2 separate regions of the Homo sapiens genome follow, and region 1 is linked to region 2. The links are chromatin contacts, found by Hi-C or POLR2A ChIA-PET in ENCODE. All regions are on one chromosome and are shown on one strand. Each heading gives the region's core, a stretch centred on a gene start or an enhancer-like site at or near the end of the contact. The rest is flanking DNA. Distances are from core to core; before and after follow the strand shown. Region 1 holds the start of FRMD4A (FERM domain containing 4A). Region 2 has its middle 42 kb from the start of MIR1265.

Region 1 (2,868 bases), core at 124-2,623, 150 kb before region 2:
AGTAGCCCAAGCATCACTGAAGCCACAGTGAACCTCCTCCACCACCTCTACAGGAAAGTATGAGCAGATATATGGGCGCCTAGAAAGAAGACCCCATTCTGTCACCCCATGGGCAACAGATTCCACAGTTGCCCTGAGAAGATATCCAAAAACAAACACAATCAGCTCAATTTAGATGCAAAAGACAAGGGGGAAAGGATGCTGGGAGCTGGAGGAGGCATCCTAGCAATCTATTTCGAGGGGCTCTTAGCACCTGTTTGCAAGCACAGCTCTCAAAATAGCATTCAGCAACAAGTTTCTGAAATGGCAAATCTACAGCTTCTTTTCCCTGCAAGTGCTTTGTCATGCTGATACTCTGACCCAAGAAAGCATTTCCAAAGAGCCTGCGGGATAAAGCGGAGCAATGTTGAACATGTCTGCAGCCACTGCAGCGGCAGCAGCAGCCCACGGTGCAGGGGAGGCTGGAGTGGACGCTGCCCGGGCCCCACCTCCTGTCTGAACACTCACCATCAGCAGGCCGAGAGCTGAGTCGGGCACCAGCTGCACTGCCATGGTCTCCGATTCCCATGCACGAATCCTGCTGCCGAGTCAGTCCTCCTGGGCCCCGGGTGGCTACAGAGCATCCAAAAGCACCTGCAGAAAAAGCAGCCAAAATCCAGACTTAGGGAGCAAAAGGCTCAAGGGGAAGATAGGCCACCTTTCACACAGGGTGGGGAGGAGGTCAGGGAAGACAGGGTGGGAACTGTGCTTAGGGAGGAAAAAAAAAAAAAGAAGAAGGAAAATAGGAAGCTGCAGGTTATTTAAAAGTGAGCCCTCCCTAGCTTCGCAAAGCGGCACAGACAGGGAGACCGCATCAAACACAAACGTGAAAGCTTAGAACACGGAATGTTTAACTGCTACCTTCGCCCTGGCAGCAATTCTTCCTTTAACTGACAATTAAAATAAAACATTCCCTATTGCAGATAAATCAAGCAGCCCGAGCCACCCCCTCTCTCTGCATCTCTCAGCAATTCTGCTGCATAAACATGCTGAATGTCACAACATACCGCTCGCAATCTGGTCAGTGTCTTCTTTGCTGCAGATAGGTGTGTCCCTTTTTGCAAAATCAGATATCTGGGAGTGAGACAGCCGAGTCTGACCATGAGGCACCAGGCAGTCACTGGAGATCAGCAAATGCCCTTACCATCCCCGAGGAGGAAGTCACTTAGGAACTGACCCTTCCACCTTCCCCAGATCTACTTTTCCTCTCCAAGTAGACTGGCCAGCTCAGCTCCCGGTAGGGCTAACATACTTAAGAGGAACATGGAATTGCACTGCCTGTTCTGTGAGCGTTCTGATCTCCCTGGCTGTACCACATGTACGCCGCATACAGACACACTCTACCTCTCTCTCCCTCCCTTCCTCCCGCCCTTCCTCCCTCCCATCCCTTCCCTCCCATCTCTCCACAGGGCTGCCTGTTAGGAATTTTGAAGGAGCCTCCCTAGTTCAGGGAGGCATAGGAGGTGAATTTGTCACAAGGGACACTGCTTAACAGGAAAAGGCAAGTTAGCCTTGAAAATCATATCATGCAGCATTTTCCCCGGAAGATGTCAATGAAGGGAGAAAGAAAAAACCTGCCGAATCTTGTTATATAATGGGTAGCTCAAAGGGCTTTCCAGAGTCAAAGACTTAAGAAAATTAGATATCTTTTCATGAGCACTGTCAAGCTTGTATCTTCTTCTGGAGTCCATGTATTCAACTAAAAATGGTTATTCCTGATACTTCTAGTATGTCCTTTTCTGATTTCTTCCTTTACTCACCTCCTGTAATGGCTCCAAAAAATCCTGAAAATTAACTAGACAGTGTGAAATGTAGAAACATAGAGAACAGTTTTCGAAATAAGAAACTAGGGGGAAGAAATTAATGACCTTTCATGTTCCTGTGCACGAGCATAGCTACTGTTCCTTTATTACTTATACTTTTAAAACTATTGATTTGGGCCAGGTATGGGAGCTCACACCTGCATTCCCAGCACTTCTGGGGGTTGAGGCAGGAAGATAGCTTGAGACCCAAAATTCAGGGTGAGCCTAGGCAACATAGCAAGACTTCATCTCTACAAAAAAAAAAAAAAAAAAGAAAAATAGAAATAAAAGAATTAGCCAAGCATGGTAGTGTGTGCCTAGAGTCTCAGCTACTTGGGAGGCTGAGGTGGGAGGATCAGTTCAGTCCAGGAGTTTAAGGCTGAAGGGAGCTATGACTGCACTCCTGCAATCCAGCCTGGGGGACAGAGCAAGACTCTGTCTCTAAAAAAATTTAAAAATAAAAAGTATTTGCTCATCACAGTGCTTAGCACAGAGTAAGTACTAAAATATATTCAATAAATGAGTGAAGGCTGGGTGCAATGGCTCACGCCTGTAGCCCCAGTACTTTGGGAGGCTGACGTGGGCAGATCACCTATGGTCAAGAGTTCAAGACCAGCCTGGTCAAGAGTTCAAGACCAGCCTGGTCAACATGGCAAAACCCTGTTCTATGAAAAACACAAAAATTAGCCGGGTGCGGTGGGCACCCGTGTTCCTAGATACTTGGGATACTGAGACAGGAGAATCGTTTGAACCTGGGAGGTAGAGGTTGCACTGTGGTGAGATCGCACCACTGCACTCCAGCCTGGGCAACAGAGCAAGGCTCTGTCTCAAAATAAAAAAAAAAAGAAAAGAAAAGAATAAAACAAAATAAAATAAGTGAGTGAAAAATTTTCTCCCATTTTGTTTTTCCTATAGTGGCCCAATGAGCTTGAACCTTGATTCCACAGTGTGTGGATGGAGTCTCATGTTACTGATCCCCGGAACACCAGAGCAACCCTCCTTGCCAGCAGGTGCCTGGAGATTCAAA
Region 2 (2,719 bases), core at 210-2,709:
GCTCTCCACACTCCTAGCAAGGAGGAAATGTGGCCGTCATCATTCAGCCTCATGACTGTAAAACCCATTCAAAAGCTCTCAGTGAGGGTCCTAAAATGTGTGTGATGTCATCTCTTTCTCTGTGTAATCCACTTTGGAATGAGCTGAGGCACCTGTAAGGAATGTTGAATTGCACTGATAACTTGTACAGTTGTAAGCCACTTCCAAACTAGGTTCAAACTCGCTATGAGAAGACAGGGCCAGGTGCAGTGGCTCATGCTTATAATCCCAGCACTTTTGGAGGCTAAGGTGGGAGCATCACTTGAGCTAAGGAGTTCAAGACCAGCCTGGGAAACATAGTGAGGCCCCATCTCTACAAAAAATTTAAAAATCAGCTGGGTGTGGCATGGGGCATGTGCCAGCTACTTGGGAGGCTGAGATGGGAGGACTGCTTGGCCTGGGCGACAGAGTGAGATGCCTTCTCAGAAAAAAAGAAAAAGAAAAACAAAAAAAGAAGACAGCATTTGTTGACCAAGCATCTGGTCCTCACATTTTCTTTGCTACACACAGTTTATGCCGAGTGCAAAGCCACAGGATTTGGCAAAAATCCTAAAGGACGTAGCCATTGGATATGAGAAAAGAAACTTTGGTTGGGTTAGTCAGGGGATATCCTCGTCCTGAATTTGAGAAGGCTCTAACCCAAGGAGCTCCAGACAGGAAACTGGAAGACAAACAAAGGGAGAATGGAGACTTTGGGAACACCCCGTACCACTCTTAAACCTGGGCAGACAGGGCCCTACCCTCAGCCCTTAACTGTTCCTTCTCCCCCCATGACAGTCCTCATGGAGAGAGGCGTTCCCAAGGCCAAGGGAATACCCCAATCTCCAAGCTCATGCCTCTGCTTCTAGCCCCTGGAATGCTCTGATTAAATTGTCTGGTGAATCCCCCCAGGGCTGCCACTGCCCTCATCTCCATTCTGTGGTCTGCAGAGTGGCCCGAGCTATCTAAGTGCACCACGGATGAAGAGTAACCAGGGGCAGGTGTGTGCAGGGGAAGGGAGGGGATGGAGGCCCCTGTGATGCGGACGGTGGAGAGACAGGCCATGTTCTGAGCTCTGCCATGCCTCTTCTAGGAGTTCACGAACGATGAAGCCTTTAGCCACAAGGAGGCCATGGGAGAACCCGCCCCATTTCTCTCCCCTTCTTCCCTACTCCATCACCCGCAAGACAACAGACTGAAACTTTATGTTCTCATTTCATCCTTCTATTCTTTACTGTCTAACACAAGTGAAATGTTCTGTGTCTCATTTCAAAAGCAAACTTTACTCTTTTCCTGTGTCCCTGGACTGATTTCTTTTCTTGCCAGTTATTGACCCTTGGTGGAAAACATAGCACACCCCACCGAGTCTCTCGTCTCTTTTACTGGCTAGTTGCGTGTGAATAATGAAAGGTGCTTCATGGCTGGGAGGAGCCCTGTCCCTGGAGGGGTGAAGCCGGACCCGGATAAGTCACAGCTGAGCCACAGCAACTTGAGTAACCCTCGAGTTTGTATTCCCATATCCCTCATGACCCTCGGAGGGACAGGGGGACTCCATAACTTGCTCATATTCTGCAGATATTGCAGAGTAAAGCCAGTAACCCAACCCAGATTGCTTCCCAGATGGGAATAAGAGAAAAAGATTTGAATAAAATCACATGGCTAATTCAAGAACCAGATCGAAATAGAATAAAATTAAACTGGAACTAGGATTCAGGAGAAGAAAATAGTACTTTTTGTGTGTCTGTGCCAGAGCCTCAGCAGGGCAGGCTTGAGGTATGAGATTTAATTTGCAAAGCCACAAAGAATCCGCTAGTTCAAATTTCCTCCACTCCTCACTTTTTGTTCCAAGTCAGAAGCCACCAAAGCTGGCAGCCATCCCCAGGCAGGTCCACTGGATGCTATGGAGAGAGGGACCTCTAGTGTTGAGATACTTTTCTGTCATCCAGCAGCACGATCTGCTCTGGTCATTTTCTATTTATCTGTGATTTTTACAACACTGTTCCTCTGAGAAAAACCTCTATTTAAATGCCTAAAAGGAGAAGTTTTCTTTCACTTTTGAGAAAACTTTAAGAAATATAGGAATGGCAACATATAGGCTGTAACAAGATTAAGGAAAGTCTTAAGTAACCAAAAAATATGTGTTAAGCGTGTGGTAGCGTGTGCCTGTAGTCCCAGCTACTCAGGAGGCTGAGTCAGGACGATCACTTGAGGAGGAGATTTCGAGGCTGGAATGAGCTGTGATCACACCACTGCACTCCACTCTGCTCTGGGTGAAAGACAGGCCCCATCTCAAAAAAAAAAAAAAAAAGAAAGAAAGAAAAGAAAAAAAAAGAGGTGGGGAGCCTATTAAATCTTCAACCCTGGAATAGGTGCTGTATTAGTCTGTTTTCACACTGCTATAAAGATACTATCCAAGAGTGGATAATTTATAAAGGAAAGAGGTTTAATTGACTCTCAGTTCCACCTGGCTGAGGAGGCCTCAGGAATCCTACAGTCATGGCAGAAGGTGAAGGAGAAGCAAGCACCTTCTTTACATGGAGGCAGGAGAGAGAAGTGCAAGCAGAGAAACAACAGACACTTATAAAAAACCATCAGATCTTGGCCAGGTGTGGCGGCTCATGCCTGTAATCCCAGCACTTTCGGAGGTCGAGGTGGGCAGATCACTTGAGGTAAGGAGTTCAAGACCAGCCTGGCCAACATG

What was found. A loop is a pair of places that touch in the nucleus more often than their neighbours do. ChIA-PET counts read pairs that join two places held with the same protein, here RNA polymerase II (POLR2A). Pooled maps may share reads with other maps.
Region 1: a loop to region 2 is called in a map of aorta, with 2.3 times the contacts of the local background. The contact joins the promoter of FRMD4A here to the enhancer-like site in region 2. A Hi-C loop is called at or near these places in 1 of 168 maps with a recorded cell type or tissue (aorta) and 4 of 50 pooled maps. POLR2A ChIA-PET finds 5 or more read pairs at or near these places in 3 of 52 experiments (H1, OCI-LY7 and naive thymus-derived CD4-positive, alpha-beta T cell).

What each region holds. Positions count from the first base shown.
Region 1 is chr10:14,329,551-14,332,418 of GRCh38, forward strand. FRMD4A (FERM domain containing 4A) reads right to left here and starts at 1,374. Exons shown (of 25, transcript NM_018027.5): 1 at 1,047-1,374; 2 at 508-633. The coding sequence starts at 552.
Region 2 is chr10:14,476,917-14,479,635 of GRCh38, forward strand. No RefSeq gene overlaps it. Among named protein-coding and RNA genes, the nearest start is that of MIR1265, 42 kb to the left of the region's middle. Within about 2 kb of position 1,460, at least 2 of the 41 ENCODE cell types and tissues checked have a DNase peak (open chromatin) inside an H3K27ac peak, as active enhancers do.